Linked DNA regions of Mus musculus: region 2 is linked to region 1. A link is a loop called in an ENCODE intact Hi-C map of the cell type or tissue named here. Cell type or tissue: left cerebral cortex. All regions are shown on one strand.

The links. A loop is a pair of places that touch in the nucleus more often than their neighbours do. Peaks named below come from ENCODE experiments on the same cell type or tissue, not always from the same donor. Only the 100,000 strongest peaks of a DNase experiment are listed, where the experiment ranks them.
Region 2: it touches region 1 in a loop (2.0-fold over the local background); 11 of 42 quality-filtered maps call a loop at or near these places.

The regions. Positions count from the first base shown.
Region 1 is chr11:5,288,484-5,293,483 of GRCm38, reverse strand. It overlaps Znrf3 (zinc and ring finger 3), which reads left to right. Exons shown (of 9, transcript NM_001080924.2): 3 at 3,747-3,821; 4 at 4,327-4,458. Among named protein-coding and RNA genes, the nearest start is that of Kremen1, 29 kb to the right of the region's middle. In left cerebral cortex, a CTCF peak has its summit at 2,604 (motif pointing left); DNase peaks (open chromatin) are centred at 2,596, 3,082 and 3,510; H3K27ac peaks cover 258 bases.
Region 2 is chr11:5,627,117-5,632,116 of GRCm38, reverse strand. It overlaps Ankrd36 (ankyrin repeat domain 36), which reads right to left. Exons shown (of 27, transcript NM_023816.3): 16 at 2,711-3,790; 17 at 1,322-1,415. Among named protein-coding and RNA genes, the nearest start is that of Ankrd36, 60 kb to the right of the region's middle. In left cerebral cortex, a CTCF peak has its summit at 2,825 (motif pointing right); a DNase peak (open chromatin) is centred at 2,826.

The sequences.
Region 1 (5,000 bases):
GTAGTCTATGAAGGGACATATCATCATTGGCACACACCTTTAATCCCAGCACTCAGAGACAGAGGCAGGAGGATCCCTGTGAGTGGAAACCAGTCTGGTGTGTACCTAGTAAGTTTCAGGACAGCCAAGGCTACATAGTGAGAGATCTTGTCTCAGAAAAAGCAAATTTACAGCATGTGGTCCATACCTGTAATCTCAGCACTTGAGTTGCTTAGGCAGCAGGATCATAAGTTCAAGAGCAGCCTAGGCTACAAAATAATACTCTCTTTAAAACAAACAAACAAACAACAACAACAACAAAACAGGGCTAAAGAGATGCTACTGACTGTTCTTGCAGGCGATCTGGGTTTCCATTCTCAGCGCCACAGAGGAGCTTACAACTGTCTGTAACTCCAGCTCCAGGGGACCCAACACCCTCACAGACATGAATGCAGGTAAAACACTAGTGTAATACAAACACATAATCATAGACACACACCCACACACAAGTTGATTGGAACTCTTATATGTTAGAATTTCCCATAAGTAGCTGACACATACATCAGCTATGGACAGCTTGTTACCCTATCATCCAGAACTCAGAGCAATGGTTTGTTACTGCCCTCTCCTGTGAACCCAGCTTGCCAGTGACCCTCCCCTGGCCAGGGTCACCAGGCTGTCTTTCCCATCCTTTCTTTCAGGTAGCTTTATCTTGAGAGTTTTTAAAGCATTAGGGGTATAGTACTATAATATAAATACTGGTCACAAGACTGGAAATCTTCTACCTAGGTTTTAGATTAGTTTGAAATACAAATAGGCAGGAAGTTGACTAGATAAAATTGGAAATTATCTAAGATAAGAAAATTCACTCAAAGAATTTGACCCTTCAGGTTTTTAAAATTATATTGAGTCAGGAGGAAAAGTGTAACCAAGCAATATTTGATGATTTTAAGATAAAACGAAAAAGAAAACTCCGTTTGTAAATGAAGATTACTCGTGGCCTTTTCTTGAGGATTAAGCAACTCAGGATTACATCCCCTGCCGTCACAGTCTTTTCTAAAGCCATCTCTCAACAGGCAAGATTTCAATAGGATCTCCTCTCATCAGTTCTGATATGTGCAGGAAATACAGATTAATTCAGTAACATATAATTTTTGTTTTGTTTTTTTGAGACAAGGTTTCTCTGAGTAGCTCTGGCTGTCCAGAAACTCTCTGTTGACCAGGCTGGTCCTGAACTCAGATTCGCCTGCCCTTGCCTCCTGTGTGCTAGGATTAGTGTGTGCCACCACCAACCAGCTATTTTACATGTTTTAAAAAAAAAGTTTCACATGGTCCAAACTTCCCTCAAACTCTCTATGTTGCTGGGATGACCTTGAACTTTGGAATCCTCCTGCCTCTACCTCTCAAATGCTGGAATTACAGGCACCATACCTAGTCTTATGCAGTACTGAGGATCACTTTATATAAAGTGCTAGGGTTTCATGCATGGTTGGCAAATCTACCCACTGTGTTACATCTCCAGCCTCAATAAATATAATTTTAATATAATTCACTGAAAATTAAGCATCCCTCAGCCACAATATTTGCCCTTAGAGTCCGTGCATTAGTGAATTGTGCTGTAGATGGAATTCAAGCAGTTTATTCTCTACCTGCCTGCCTCACCAAAGAAAGCAAGTATGCTTTAAAGCATCTTCTGTAAGGCTGCAAGTGGAGCCCAGTGTAGAGCACATACCTGGCATGGATGAGGCCCAGGGCTCACCCCCAGCTCTGTGGTGTCTGTCCTGAATGGACCGTGCCTCTGGAACGAATGAACATCCATGTTCCTATGGAACAAGAAATGCTGGGAAGCCCAGGAGGCCCTCTGGCTGTGAGTTTCCCTGAGGCACATTCCAGGAAGGCATTCCCTACCCAGGTGCTGCAGTCACTGCCAACCTCTCCAGGTGCACCAGCATCAAAGCTGGAGGAACAAGCACTCCCAGTCAGGACATCCCTGAACTCACACTCCCACAGGGACTCTCTGATATGCTGGAGCCCTGGCTGAAAGCAAGGTTAAAAACATCAGAGGCTCTCTTTATTTCGTCCTCTAGGAATGGAATTTGTGAAGAAGCCTAGGGTACCACTGGGGCAGAAACACTAGTACCTGCTCAGAAAGTCTCTGAGCTACTGCCCTAGGGAGCTTAATGGAAGAGAACAAACTTGCCACCTAGGCTTCTGCAGGGCCATGGCTGTTCTGAGGTTGGGACTACAGAGATTCAGTGACTTATGTACGATGCAGTGATAGAGCACTTGCTTGGCATAAACAAAGCCTGGGCTTGACCCCCCCACACACACACAGCCCGCGCTATCTAGAAGAAAAAGAGACACTGAACCTCACTGGTCACTTGGGATCACTGACTGTAAAACAATGAGGTGGTCCTCAGGCAACTTTCTGATTGTTCAGCCTCAGTTAGTTTTTAAGGAAGCTGCCCATAGGGCAAGGACAAATTCTATAGCACCGTACCCAGGATTCCAGGGTTTCTTAAACTACCAAGGAAAATACTTTATCCCCAATATCACCGAATTTTGACTTGCTGGTCCTAAGTTCAGGGAATTGGCTTAAAAAGCAACGGGGTGACACTGCCCTCTAGTGGTCCAGTAAAGTATTTGCCCGTTGGGTTTGTGCACCTGTCAGCACAGGTTATTTCTGTGGAAAGCATTTGGATTTATTCTCATACTCTTGGGCCCATGGTGATGTGACTTCTGAGCACTGGCTGAAATTGCCCATCCGTTAGCTGTTTTGGGAATTTGCTTTGTTTTCCCTGTATTTTTTTTAGAGTGGCTGTCTCTGTTACAAGAGTTCAAGTCCTAAAAGCAAGGATCAATCTCGTGTCTCTTCTGAAGCCTCAACTCTGTTGTTCACTTAGCTGGAGATAAAATTAGAAAGTTCATTGAGGTAGAAAGGAATCTTTTCTCCCTCCCTGCCCCAACAACAAAAAAATTCTATCACTTCTCATTTGTTTCTAAGCCTTCTTGTCTTGTTCCTCTGACCTCTAGTTTTCCAGCTGGTAGGATTATCTGAGTCCCTGAGAGCTTACAGAACTCAGCTTCCTGGGCCTGCCTCCAGCCCCACTGAACCAGTCTCTGTGGTTGGAGCCAGGAAATCTGCTTTACAAACTTCCCAAGTGGTTTTTGATGTGCAGCCTAGCTTGGCAGCCAACTGCTCTAAATCCCCACTTATTGTTTATTATAACTCCCCCCCCCCCAGACTCCAGAGGTCTTCATCTTGTGTCACAAGTTAAAAGTGACCATCTTGAGATTCATTCAGAAATAGTCAACATGCTATCTTAACTGGATGGCATGGGAAGGAAGAAAGGACCACAAGAGACAAACCAAAAGCATTTACTCTGGTTGCCAGGGGCAGCATGTTTATAGCAGAAATACCAAACCAATACCGCTGTGCTGGCTGGGCAGGCTGCCCATCTATAGTCTTGTTTTTAATGTTCCAGCTAGATCGGGGGTCGGGGAGAGACAGGCTTCTGCAGGAGCCAGTGACTCATTCCCACCCATTCTAAGTCTTCAGGCTCTTAGGAAGAGAGGACAAAGTAGGTGGCATTGTCTCCTGTTTTGCAGATGAGAATGCCAGAGCTTAGGGAAGAGGATCAACTTGCTCAGGGGCACAGACATTGCTTGTTGTCCCGTTGTGCATTCTGAAGCCATGCCTGATTTATAAGGCCAGTGTTGGCAGTCAGAGGACAGAGTTGCTAACCTGCTCTTTTTCACTCCACCAGGCCAAGAGAGCAGTTCAGCGGGGAGCTACTGCAGTTATCTTTGATGTATCTGAAAATCCAGAAGCCATCGACCAGGTAAACCACCACTACAGCCAGTCCTACCATCTGCCGAAGAGGCATTTGCTTTGGCCATCTTGAGTGGCAGTGTTTTGACACCCTTGTCTAAGATCCTTGTACTTGTCTGCTGAAGTACTCTGTCTGTGTTTGAGTATCAGGTATGATACCTGAGAGAGGCATATGGAAAGGAGTTGTGGGTGGAGGGTTAGGCATGAGGGACATTTTCAGAGTTTCTGGGTTTTGGGGTAGCTCAGCCCATCTTAAAACAAGTATAGCATCCTATCCTAGCCTTTCTGGAAACCCCAAGGCTATAATTCTTGAAGACTTCAAGGATTCCCAAATAGAGATGTAGCATTCTTTTCTTCCTCTCGTGTGTGTGTGTGTGTGTGTGTGTGTGTGTGTGCGTGCGTGTGTGCGTGTGCTTGCCCTTGCATGTACAAACCAAGAGCTCTACCCCTGAGCCCCATTCCAAATCCTCTTCTTAGATAAGCATGTCTTTAACTGTGCCGCTCTTCTTTGTCAGCTAAACCAAGGCTCAGAAGACCCTCTTAAGAGGCCAGTGGTGTATGTGAAGGGTGCAGATGCTATCAAGCTGATGAACATTGTCAACAAGCAGAAAGTAGCTCGAGCAAGGATCCAGCACCTCCCTCCTCGAGTGAGTGGCAGCCTCTGTGTTGTCCTGTCTGTGCTTTTGTTTCCTTTGAGCTTTCAGCCTTCTCATCCCTGTATCTACAATGCTGGTGTAATGTAGGTTCCTACAGGGTGAGCTCAACTATGGCACAGGAGGACAGAGAGATTTTCACCCATGTTTCTTTATTTGTAAAACTGTGTAAAAGCTTATGGAAACAGACACTGTATGCTATAAAGTCTGGTTTCTCCAACCTGGCATAGCCCCTTTGCAGTTCATTCTTTTAAGGAACAAGCCGAGAAAAATGAAGGATGACACTGTAGCACTTGGCTTTCTTTGTTTCCTTTTCTCCATCTGATCTAGAGATGAGAAAAAACCTATACTTCCTCCTTTCAATCATATAGATTACTCACTTGAAATTCCCTGACTCACAAATAAGAATGTTAAGAATTACTCAAAACATTAGAAATTACTCAGGCCTCATACTGACATTTTGGTGACAAGTAGTGGCCAGACGCCTCTTCAGTGTGCTGAAGCAGTATTACTGCCCACTGATACTTCACCCCAAG
Region 2 (5,000 bases), 340 kb before region 1:
CTCTTAAAAACCTACTCATGAGGTTATAAAGAACAGCACTTAAAAGTAGATGAAAAGGATAAAAAGAATAAAACTCTAAAGGAATAATGGTTATTTTCAATTTTCAAATTAAAATTTTAAATGCAGATGGCTCCTTTATTTAAAAAATATTATAAGCTCACTGCTCTACACACACAAAGGGAGAGAGACACACACATATATACACATGCACATACAAACACACATGCACACACACTCACATACACACTTCTATATTATTTGGCTTGATAAATCCTTTCCCTAAATGAGGAAGCCTGAATAGTCCAAACCTGAGGACAGTCATTTGGACAGTGGGTAAAAGTGGCCTCAAGTCACCCTGATGTTGGGAAGATTCTACAATCTCAGACTTGTCTCTGTCAACAAGATCCCCAGAAGCAAAACGTTGACAGGAAAGAAGGAGGTACACACAACCACACCACTTGTTATTAATCACGGAGCCCAAAATTAATAGGATTTGTTTGCGCATTTATGTGTAATACCCTCTTGCTCTCATCAGAAGCATTTGTGTTCATTTTGTGACAAGTTCCCTTCTTTGCTGCAGCCAGGTCCTCAGTGGCGATGACTACACAGGTAAACTGATGTCCTTCCTATGTGCCCCCTATATTCTATCAGCAAGTGTACTCTATCTCCAACAAGAGAAGTCAAGTTATTTACTAACATTTGAGTCCGGAGATGATAGCTCAGTAAAATTCCTGACAAGCAAGCATAAAGGACCTGAGTTCAAATCCTCGCACCCACTTAAAAGCTGAGTATGGCTGCACAAATCTGCAATTGTAGCACAGTGGATGGAGGAAGGCACAGGTCCCTGGAGGAGCCTGCTGGCCAGCTAGGGAAGGTAACTGATAAACTCCAGGATTAGGGGTAGGGTGAGGGGACGAGGTCTCAATAGATCAAGTGCAGGAGTTGGGGGGTGAGGTGAGAGCAGAAAGATGGCTCAGTGGTCAAGGCATTCCCTGTCAAGTGATCTCGAGACAGGGTTTCTCTGTATAGCCCTGGGCCTGGCTGTCCTGGAACTCACTCTGTAGACCAGGCTGGCCTTGAACTCAGAGATCTGCCTGTCTCTGCCTCCCAAGTGCTGGGATTAAAGGCCATGGAAGTCCCAAGGAGCATTCAGAGGCATTCTCCTCTTGTCCTGGAATGACAGACACCTGGATCCCACTTTTCTTGTCCATTCCTTTTCTCCTTGCATTTAGTTAGTTCATTTCTTTGGCTATAGGGCACATGTTTACCATTCAGTCAGTGCCTGCTAGTCCCAGTGACTTTCAGGATGGCTCACCCTTACCTGTTGCCTGTTCCATATCTAGATATCGCCCTTGTTGATCTGTGGCATCAGATATAATCCCCTCACACTTGTTTAGCAGATTCTCAGAGACACTCTGAAAAAAATCAATACCCATAATTAGTCTGTAAACATTTCCCAAGTATTTCATAATATGATATCTGAAGTTTTCCTACTCATCATTTCTTTATTTTTTACTTTGCCATTAAAAAAAAATCCTAGAAACAAAAATGTCATACACTAAAATTAACCAGACCTAAAGACTTAAAAGTTAGTAACTTAATGAAATTCCTATTTGGAAAGCCACTGTTTTGAAATTAAGTAAAATGTTAAGTTTCTGAACATGTCTATAGAGGATCTTTTGTGTAATTTCTGGATCAAGCCAATATCTTTTCTTCATATGGTGACCAAACTTTGTATAGAGTTTGTAGGGTCTCTGGCCATCAAATATATTAACCAAAACTGGATGGCACACCTATCTCAACAAGGAACTACACTTCAGGATGTCTGCCTTTGATTCTGTATTTTGCACTAAAGTTAAACAACTATATAAAATACTTTAAATGAAAATGTATATGTATATTGCCTGTGTCACTCAGACTGACTTCCAACACAACTTACAGGGTTGGCGTTGTCATCGTGTGCACACCTGCCTCATCCCTGCCAATGCTGAGGTTACTAGTGTGTGCAGCCATGCCCAGAAAATGCCCAAAATGTTTCCCACGGCCCTACTTTTGTTGCAAAGCTCCATATTTGCCATGACTACATCTTGGTGAACATGGGCATGGGATGGTAGGACTCTCATTTTGGTAAACAAGAGTTTCGACAATCTAGATATAAAGTGGGAAATCACTGATGGGAGGTGGTTGACTAAAATGTGAAAGTAGTAAGAAAAGTACTGAGAGGGGTTGGTGGGATGGCTGTTCTTCCAGAGGACCCAGGTTCGATTCCCAGCACCCATGTGCTGGCTCACAATCTTCTCTAAGTCCAGTTACAGACATGCATGCAGGCAAAACACATACTTAGAATAAAAGTAAATCTAAAAAAGCAAAAAAGACCACCATGCAAATATTAGATCTGCCATGGGATTATCTCTTCATTTCATAAAACCACACAGTATTTCAAGTTTGGAGAAGAAGGAATGTTAAGAGCAGTTACTTACTAAAAGTCTACAAAATGCCAGGTCCTGAATTCACACACTTCCTTCCTAGTATCTCAAATGACATACCTAGGGTGGTTTAAGAAGCGGAGGCCACGGTGTTACGTTCCTTTGCTTAGGAAATAGAGTAGTCTACAAGGCTACACAATCTCATGCAAACACACCTCTATTTGCTTAGGGGAAAAGACAACAGGCAACAGGCATGCAACTCATGACAGCAAAAGAACAACTACCTCGCTTTCAAGGTGGACTTTCTCCCAGGCCAGGATCTCTTCCTCCAATATCCTGAACTCACTGTCGGATAGCCTGCCTCGCAGTTCTTCATCCGCGAAAGCTCTAGTTGTTGGGCCACCAGGGGGCGCATCACTGGCGGTTCCCAAGGTGCGCGCTGGGGCTTCAAAATTGCCCTTGCAGGGCAGTGGCTTCAGGAACAGGTCCTGTGTGCCTTTACTTTTCCTGTACATGTCGCTTGCAAGGGCAGAATCACCCCAACTTTTTACTTCGGTCACGTGACTCCTTTCTTTGGCGTTTGAAAGCCTGTTGGCATCACTGGACTTCAGCATGTGTCTGATATCTAACTGCCAGTCGGTGCGTTTTGGTTTCATAGTTTTTTGCGACTGGCTCTTGAACTCATGGCCTTCTTGCTTTTCACCCATACGTACTTCTGGGCACTTACCTTTTACCTTTCTGCTTTCAATGTTTTTAGAAGATTTCTCTTTTCTTTTGTGAAAAGATTCTCCCAATTCAGATGCGTTATTTTCACAGTCTAATTTATTTCTCATTAAGGGAAACTTAGTAAGTGACTGGCCACTGTAGTCCACGTCCTGAGAGGACGAGGGAGATGGAAAGGCATTTCCAAGGCCACCTTCCTCCTGTCTGGGAGAGGTCTGCAGTGTTACAGAGACCAGCGCAGCGCTCACATCTCTGTCGCCACAATCAAACATATTGTAGGCCAGGGTAGTGGGGTCCGACGTCAGGTGAGTTTTTCCTGAGACATCAGGTGGTCGCTCTTCCTTGAGGTAAACATTAGCGTTAACATCTTCATAGATCTCGTCACCCTTCTGCGTTGGCTTGTTAATGACACACTGTACAGTTTCTTTACCCTCCGGGTTTTCTCCTAATGTCAACTTTCCCCCAAGTATTTGGCCCTTAGCGGATTTTGAAAGTCCAGACGTATCTTCCTCATCAGAAGCCGTGTCCATCTCTGGCCCCTGAGATCTTTCTTGAAGTTGTACAGGTGGAGGGCTCGTCTGCTTGGCTTGATGCTGGGACGCCTTGGGTGCCAGAAGATGCCTCTCTAACCTATCCTCGTCCTTAGAAGTCATAGGGCAGGAACAAACAAACAAAAAGACTTAATGCGTACCATTTGGCTTTTCATAGTATGCGTTTAGATACACAAGAACCATACAAGCAAAATTAACAAGTAAAACTAGTTTAGGGCTGGTGAGATGCCTCTCAGTGAGTAAAAGGGCTTCCACCAAAGCCTGGGTACAACCCCCAGAATCTACATGGTGGAAAGAGACAAACAACTCCTCCAAGTTGGTTTCTGATCTTATCTTCATGGGATGCTGAGACATGGACATGCTCCCACACGGACAATAAATAAATGTAAAAAAAATAATAATAAATATAAATCCCTCATTTACTTCAGTCCTTCCAGAAGAATCTAGGACCCAGAAGACAACACTGTCACTGCTACTAGACTGATCCTCACTGATATGTGCTGGGTAATTTTCAATACTACAAGAACATTTATTTCACCATCCTTTAAATACTGATGCTTACTGACATTTAGTCTCTGAGAATGAGTAATTGAATAGTAGGTGAACTAAGATTGTTTACTTCCATAACGGTGACACCTTACATGCAAAACCAAATTAACATTAGAAGAAAATTCTAATGCTATGTTTGAAGAGCTGCAAATGCGACGGGTTTCTAAGTCTTCCCTGTTGAGATGCAGCTTCAAGAAGTATGGCAAGCTTTGCTGAGAGCACACGCACAACAACTCTGATGTATCAAGCACCCAAAACATGCCAGAGCCTTCTCGGCTGAGAAGAAAATTACTTTGGAGGTGGTTGTAGAGATCACAGGCGTCCTAACAACCTCGAGGGGCGCAGCCGCACGCAGCTGAGTGGCACAGGGCCTGTGCTGGGTTTTGGGTTAGGTCCTTTATGTACAAATAATGATGGTGATAAAGTCAACAGAGGTTTCTGTTTGCCTCACTTCTGGGGGGCATTGTGAGTAGTCATTGTCCAGAGGATTTGGATATATACAAACCCATCTTTTCATATGATTCTTTGGTAATAGGTAATTCATTTTAGAAAAACGCCTACATTGTGATTTTGTTAATTGGATGTGTATCCATCACAGGTACATAATTATCAGCAAAAGGTAAATTAAAAGGATTCGATGGAAGATGTACATTTTAAAGTAACTTAAAAACTTAAAAAGTAACATAGAAACTTAAATTTCATTTTCTCATTTACTATATAGAAATAAAGAGTTCTTACTGGGTATATCTTG